Linked DNA regions of Homo sapiens: all the other regions are linked to region 2. Evidence: chromatin loops called from intact Hi-C (ENCODE). Cell type or tissue: endothelial cell of umbilical vein. All regions are shown on one strand.

Region 1 (2,500 bases), 250 kb after region 2:
CAGACTGATCACTTGAGGTCAGGAGTTCGAGACCAGCCTGGCCAACATGGTAAAACCCTGTCTCTAGTAAAAATACAAAAATTAGCCAGGCATAGTGGTGGGTGCCTGTAATCCCAGCTACTCAGGAGGCTGAGGCAGGAGAATCGCTTGAACCTGGGAGGCAGAGGTTGCAATGAACCCAGATCACTGCACTCCAGCCTGGGCAACAGAGCAAGACTCCATTTCAAAAAAATGAAAGAAAAAAAAGTGTTCTATAGAGTGTTCAGTGCAGGTGAGGAACTGGATGGCAGGATGTTCTCATTGAAAATGGGGCAGATTTCAGGCATCACAAGCTATTGAATCATTACAGGTGAATAAACCAATAGCAGAGCAAAGTTTGAGGGAGTAAGCAAAGCTGGACCTGGGGTTACTGGGGAAGTTCTGGGTGAGATGCACACTGGATCAGTGAAAAAGAAGCACCAAAGATAACCATCATGGTTTGGGGAGTCTAATGGGGCATGTCCTCTTGGCCAAGGGACTTCAAGGGGCCTTATGGGGTCATGAAAAAGAATGTGATTGAGCTCCCAGGCCTGTGGCACAGACTATTTGCATCACATTCATTTAATGATCTTCAAGACCCAAACAGTGGTGCTGTCTGCAGTGTCCACTATTGGGGGAAGAGCATCCGGAGTGCTGTCACCGTCCTAATGGAGAGGACCTCTGGCTGCAAACTCTGGACCTCTGAGGAAGTTGTCAGGTGTGGAACAGGTTTCTCTCCAGCCTTTTGGCAGCCTGTGTGATTCCTAAGATGGCACCCAGAATTCTGGTGCCTGGTTTGAACCATACTTGGGGAGGATCATCAGAGATCACAGGGCCCAGCAGAGGAGCCTGGCTGAGCTAGCTTCCCTTGATACTGACCAGAATGATGGCCGGAAGTCTGGGGATGAGGCATAGTGTCTTCTCTCTCTGGGGACCTGTGATAGCCTCTCCTAAGGGGGTAGATAGAACCAGAACATGGGCTCAGTTATCCAAAGCGACCATTCTCAGCCCCCTTGTTCCTGGAAGCCCCTGCTCCAGAACTGCTAAGCCAGCCTTTCTTTCCTGCTACTTCTCTGACCTCTAGTGGCTAGAACTGGAAAAACTTGCTCAAGGGATGAAATCATCAATAAGCAGGAAATGTCTTTGATGTTAAATGGCTGTCCACTTCTCTATAGTAATCCTTCACCCTCTTTACAACATTCTTTCTGCATACATCCCATCATTTAATTCAGCCATCATCAACACTGGGTTTGGGCTCCAGACTGTGACTGTCACTGTCTTATGTAACTTGGGCTGGAGTTGGCATCTGAGCCTCTGTGGTCATGACATCCAGGTGTCACGACATCCACCCTAACTACATTCCAGGGTTGTTGCAAGGCTCAAATGACATGAAGCCTACAAAAGAAGTGGTATATAAATCCGCTTGTTACTCCAAAGCCATTGAGTCTGTGATTCTGTAAGCCTAAAATGTTTTAATTCATATATTTTGGTGAAGGCATTTAAGCCCTTTCCTCTGATTCTCTATGGGAGATTCTGTCCCAATCCATAAGCATTTACTTGTGGTTGTTATATATATTTCATAATGGACTTACTGATTACTCAACAAACATGAATTGCCTACCTCGTGCCATGTACCACAGCTACTGCTGGGATCTGGCAATGATCAGACAGGCAAGGCTCTACCCTAATGGAGTTTGCATTCAAATGAATTAAGGGGATTCATAGACAGGTGAAACATACCCCCCTGTCCTCAGGATGACATTATAGCTTAATTGAGAAGACAAAAGCTTCAATAGCCAGATAAGATTTAAGTCAGTATGTGAAAATGGCCTTCACAGAAATATAAACAGGAGTTCCACTGTGCTGTGTGTGAAAGGGAGAAGCTAGAAGCAATGAATATAGGCTGTGCTTTCTAGGTGTTTAACTCTGGAAGAGTGGCTGGTGGGAAGTGATCTGGACACTTGAGAGGTCAACTGGAAAATGATGAAAATTAACCTGGTAATTGGTGTCTATTTCTGGTCCCAGAAGAGATGCAAAAATTTTATGCAGAATATGCATGAAATTGTTCATCTCACCCTATAGTCACATTATTCTTTGAGATTCCAATTAAGTGGTAGCTAGAATCATTAGATGCTTTCTGTTCTGAATATTAACCTTATAAATATTAACTTTGTCCTCATAATAACTATCTGAGGGTAGGTACCCTTATCATCATACCCATTTTACTGATGAGGAAACTAAGATATCAAAAGAGTAAGTAACTTGCCCAAAGTGATTTGGCTGCCAAGTCATGGATTCAAGCCCAAACCGGCTGGCTCCAGAGCTTACACGCTCACCACTGTGCTATATTGTTTCTTAAGCCTTCAATTAAAAAGTCAATCGGAATTTTCAGAGATACATACTAAGTGTGCAGGAGTGAGGTGACCTGAGGTCTGGGATTGGTTTAAAATAATTCAGCAAGTCTAAGGAAGGAAGGAAGAGC
Region 2 (2,500 bases):
TATAAAAATCAATAAATGGAACCTTCTTGCTTCCCACAGTAGTCCATGCTAAGCTTGGCTTCACCATCCCTTGCTTGGACAACTCCTAATTGTTCTTTATGGTTTCACTCTGTAACCCTTTCATACATCCAAATCCGTTCTTTTCACATCTGTCCACATGGTCTTTCTAGAACATAGCCAATCCTATCACTGACTTAAAGCAAACACATAAACAGGCAGACAGACAAACAAGAAACTCAAATGGCTTTCTGTTACTTTCCGAATCAGACTCATTAGTGTGGCATTCAAGAGCCATCATATCCTGAGCCTGATCCTCCCTGTCACTTTCTTTCCCTCATGAGTGCACTCAGATAGGCCAGTCCTACAGAGGTCCTCATTCACTCACTTGAGCCTGCCTTGCACATTTCTGCATCAAAGCCCCTTTGTCCATGTTATCATCCTAGCTTGAAATGCTGTCTGAACACCTCTATGCCTTGATCATTTTTCTCTTCAAGATCCTACTGACATGTTCCAACCTCCTGAAATCCTGCCCTGCCTCCCCACAAGCAGAGTTACTCAGACTCTCTTCTTTGCATTCCTGCAGCATTTTGGTCTTGCAATTTGAGCTCTACTGTGCACTGCATTGTAACTATTCATATAGCTTCCTCCCTCATGAGATGATGAATTTCTCAAAAGTAGAGACTGGGCAGCTGTTACTGAATATAGCCCAACACTTGCTTGATAATGCTCGATAAACATGAATGAGTGACCCAGAACATTTCAAACTTCCCTTCCAAGACCTGAAAGACTCATATTTCTGGGTGTTTTAAGCTCTGTGATTTCTGCTCTGGTCACCTGGGCCAGGAACTGCCTGCCTCTATTTTCATTTCAGGCCTTTCTCTCTCTGCCAGATGCCTTGATCTCTGAGCCGAGTATACCTTGACCCAAAGCCATGATGCAGCCCTCAGCTTCTGAGAGGAAGGGGTAGGGTTCAGTAGTTGCGCCTCTGAGAACATGACAGAGAACAATAGCAGGAAGCAGCCAAGCGGGAAACAATCAGCCCGGCACAACCCATGTGGAGGAGCTTCCTGATTGGCTTGATCTGGTGGGAGCAGGAACTCTTACAATAACTCTGGAATTATCCCAGTGGGATGACAAATTTCTCCACTGAGGAGAAGCTGTCACCTGGTAATGTCAAGCACGGAAAACACAGTTAGCAAAAAACAAAACAAAACCCAAGACAAAGTTCTCTTGAGGAAGAGCAGTTTGGATCAGTTGGAAGCCTCCCAGCCACTGCCATAGCACCCCATGCCGACCTCCTTCCTAGTCTCTGTTTCAGGTACAATTAAGTCGTCATCTCTACCTTCCGGATAGATATCATTCTGCCGTCCATGGCTCAAAGGTCAGAGGTGCTGTTTATTCTTTGGTGTCCTTTTGGGTAGTTTAGGGAAATCCATGCTGTAGGTGACCACAAGAGAGAATGTTCCCTTTTAGAACTATATTGATTGAGCACAGGCTGTGTGCAAATACTCTTCTAGGCACTGTGGATGCCATAGCAATACATGCTGTTTCTGCTTTCATAGAGCAGTGATTTCCAAATCCTGTGTATCCTATGGAAAGACCAAGCCAGGCAAGGGGTGGAGTGACAGGAGCTCCCAGTCAGCTTTCTCCTTAAACCACAGCAGCTCCCTTTGATCAAGATGTTGGAAAAGAAAAATCTACCCCAAAAAGAGGAAATGCTGAAAACATTTGGATTGGGAGTGGTTTCATTTGCTCTTAGGCAGGACACACTGCAGGGTAGCAGTTAATATTCTAGGCTCTAGCTACAAGCAGACCTGGGTTTGAATCCCAGCTCTGCCACTTACTGGTGGAAGGTCATAAGTTGCTTGAACTCTCTCAACCTCAAGTTCTTCATCTGTCAAGTGCGAATAACAGTAGTAGATATTTTACCAAGTGCAAAGAATTGAATAATGCTTACAAACCATTTAGCATATCATCTGGCATTGTCTATTACAGTAAATGCTCAGTAAATGTGAACTATTTTACCCCTGTTGTTTGACGTTAATTTTTTTTCAATGAATGACTCATTGAGATACTAACTCATGCGTCTTGAAAACACTACCAGTCTCTCCAGAGTAACCTCCAATATGGACAACAGGCAAAAATATGGTGATTATTCCCAGTTTGGGCATTTGTGAAAGATGTGGCTGAGGCTGTATGGATGCGTGTGCACACACACACACACACACACACACACACAGAGGCCGATGGGAAAATCTAACTCAGCAGGAAAGCTATCACAGAGCGCTGGATTTAGGCACAATGAGTAAACAGGGATTTGGAAGAGAGGAATGCACCACATAAACAATTTTCACAATCTGGTATGAAAGCCCAGATGCTTCCTGCATGAAGGGGTGAACTCAGAGAGCGTCACAGGGCAAAATGAAGTAAATGCTGAGACTGTCCATCATTCTGGCCCAATTCCTACATATCTGTGCATCTTCTACTTATGGTTTTATTT
Region 3 (2,500 bases), 210 kb after region 2:
GCCAGCTGCCTTCACATTCTGTCCTCTTGGAAATCCTCATAACAGCCTCAGAAGGTAGGTGTATTGATTTCCTAGGGCAGCTATAACAAATTCTCACAAATTACGTGGTTGAAAACAATAGCAATTTGTTCTCTCACAGTTCAGGAGTCCTGAAGTCTGAAATTACAGATGGCAGGGTTGGTTCCTTCTGGAGGCTTTGAGGGAGAATCCGTTCCATGCCTTTCTCCTAGCTTCTCGTGGTTGCTAGCAATGTGTAACATTTCTTGACTTGTAAATGAATCATTCCAAATTCTGCCTCCAGATTCACATGGAGTTTCCTCTGTGTGTATATCTGCATGCCCTCTCTTTCCCTTATAAAGACACCAGTCACTGGATTTGGGGCCCACTCTCACCCAGTATGATCTCATCTTAACAAATTATATCCGCAAAGATCCTATTTCCAAGTGTTACATTCTGAGGTTCCGGGTGGACATGAATTTTGGGGCGGGGCACTATTTGACTCACTTCAGTACTTATTATACCCATTTAACAGATGATGACCCAGAGTCTCAGGGAGGAGAAAATCCCTTGCATAAGCATCACACAATCAGTTTATGATACCCAAGGATTCACAAACCCTGACCTGCTTTTCTCTAGATTTGTGTACTTCCCACCGTATCACTTTACCACATATAAACAAACGTAGAACAAAGAGTCTAAAACCTATGGCAGCAAAACGGTCAACAGCAGGCAGCCCTGGGATCAAAGAGGGTCTCTGGAGGGTAAACAGGATGAAGCAGAGGCTTTGCAAGCAAATGGCGATCCCTTCCTTGTTTCTGGTTCTCAGACTTCATCCTGTTTCCATAATCAGTATTACTTATTGGCTCTCAACCATCCGGCTGTGCTCCTGGGATTCCACAGTCGGGCAGAGAGATTCTTCATAAATGAGAGAAGGTAGTAGTCGGTTTCGTTTGCATTAAGAGAAGGAGCACATTTCTTTGCACAAAGTAAAATACCCTCCCACGACTCCCCACTGCTCCCCGTATCCCTGCTGGCTTATGCTTATCATGCATCCCAGTGGTGAATGGAGAAATTCCATGCTTTCCTTCTCCTGCAGAGGTTCCTTCCTGGCATTCAGAGCCGTAAAAGCAGTGGACGGAAACAGCTGACCAGCCCTCAGCTGCTCCCAGAGTCTGGCTGCCTAAACTTTTCCCAGAGGATGGTCCAGCAGTGCTGGTCCAGGGTGGGCTTGGGAGAGCAGAGCTATAGGCAAGAGAGGTGTGAATCCATGTGGTCCCCCTGGTTCTGGGTAAAGGCCAGGGCTGGGGCAGAATCACAGTCAGAACCAGGGTCAGGTCGTCAGTGTCAAGGGCAAATATCTTTTTCTTTAAACCACAAGTGCACCTCTGGTACCATGCTCAGAATCCCTTGTAGAGAGTGGCATCCGTTTGCTGCATGAGATGGGAGAAAAATTAGCGGCCCTGGCTCGAGTCTTCATTGCCCCTTGGCTGCCTGCCGTGTCCTATTTCTCATCAGGCCAGTGTCCCCAGTGCCTGTCCTGATCCAGAATTACCACTTAACCCTAGTGGAGCAGGACTCTCAGACTGACCATCTGGACTTTCCTCGAGTTCTCTTTTCCTGCCAGAGTGTGTCAGAGTGAATTGGATTAGAGTTCTGTTTGCTGCACAGCCTGGCTTCACATGAGGCTTTGTGCTTTTGAAGAAACTTGAGACAAGACTATTCATGAGTTCCCAGAGTGGGTGGCAATTCACAGTGATGCTGATATCCACGATCGTGGGGGTGGTTCTGTGCAGGGATCTCTAAACCTTTTAGAACCTTCCACCAGTTTCCCTGCAATCAATAGGTAGCTGATTCCATCAGATCAAACCATTTTCCTGTTGGAAAGTGGTAGGTCCTTTTGTTAAGTGTTCTTAGAACTCACCAATGATTTCATCGAAAAAGCATCTCTGATGGTTTTTCTTTCTCCTCTGGCATTGTGAACATTGTCTTGGAGAAGTGAAGGTTTGCCATGTAACACCTGCCTTTGAGCAGGGAAGAACATGGTGGGTAAATCTACGAGAGAGACCTGTTCTGTTCCCTGGACTCAGCTCCCATAGAGTCCACCACTGACCTTAGACCCTCAGGCTCCACCGGATGGATAGGAATTGAGTAACAGAAGGGTAGGAATCCCATACATAATCAGTATGGAATTTGGGATTGCCTAAGTGCAGAGTTACATTCTGTTCCAAGCCCCAGCATTCACTTTAAACATTAATAAGAGATATGGTGCTTTTTGCCTATGGAAGACTAGATTGAACAAACCCAAAATATTATTTTTAAAACTACTCAAAATTTTAAAATACTAAAAGAAAAAATGGGACTCAAATTTAATGAGCCCGTGTGTGCGTGTGTGTGTGCGTGTGTGTGTGTGCGCATGTGTGTGCGTGTGCGTGTGCGCGTGCACGCGCACCTTGTAGGTAGGTGAGGAGATTACTAGATTGACTCTCCTGTACATTTAAGT

What was found. Peaks named below come from ENCODE experiments on the same cell type or tissue, not always from the same donor. Only the 100,000 strongest peaks of a DNase experiment are listed, where the experiment ranks them.
Region 1: it touches region 2 in a loop (5-fold over the local background); 103 of 110 quality-filtered maps call a loop at or near these places.
Region 3: it touches region 2 in a loop (4-fold over the local background); 3 of 110 quality-filtered maps call a loop at or near these places.

What each region holds. Positions count from the first base shown.
Region 1 is chr9:110,152,007-110,154,506 of GRCh38, forward strand. The region is part of intron 8 of PALM2AKAP2 (PALM2 and AKAP2 fusion); the gene reads left to right. It overlaps LOC124902244 (a long non-coding RNA gene), which reads left to right. Exons shown (of 2, transcript XR_007061727.1): 1 at 1-1,747. Among named protein-coding and RNA genes, the nearest start is that of C9orf152, 55 kb to the right of the region's middle. In endothelial cell of umbilical vein, a CTCF peak has its summit at 1,117 (motif pointing left); a DNase peak (open chromatin) is centred at 1,095; H3K27ac peaks cover 480 bases.
Region 2 is chr9:109,906,600-109,909,099 of GRCh38, forward strand. The region is part of intron 3 of PALM2AKAP2 (PALM2 and AKAP2 fusion); the gene reads left to right. Among named protein-coding and RNA genes, the nearest start is that of PALM2AKAP2, 130 kb to the left of the region's middle. RefSeq lists enhancers at 445-524, 605-674. In endothelial cell of umbilical vein, no CTCF peak of the experiment used is centred here; DNase peaks (open chromatin) are centred at 392, 1,032 and 2,242; H3K27ac peaks cover 2,500 bases.
Region 3 is chr9:110,113,979-110,116,478 of GRCh38, forward strand. All of the region lies in intron 7 of PALM2AKAP2 (PALM2 and AKAP2 fusion), which reads left to right. Among named protein-coding and RNA genes, the nearest start is that of C9orf152, 93 kb to the right of the region's middle. In endothelial cell of umbilical vein, no CTCF peak of the experiment used is centred here; DNase peaks (open chromatin) are centred at 1,043 and 1,623; H3K27ac peaks cover 2,500 bases.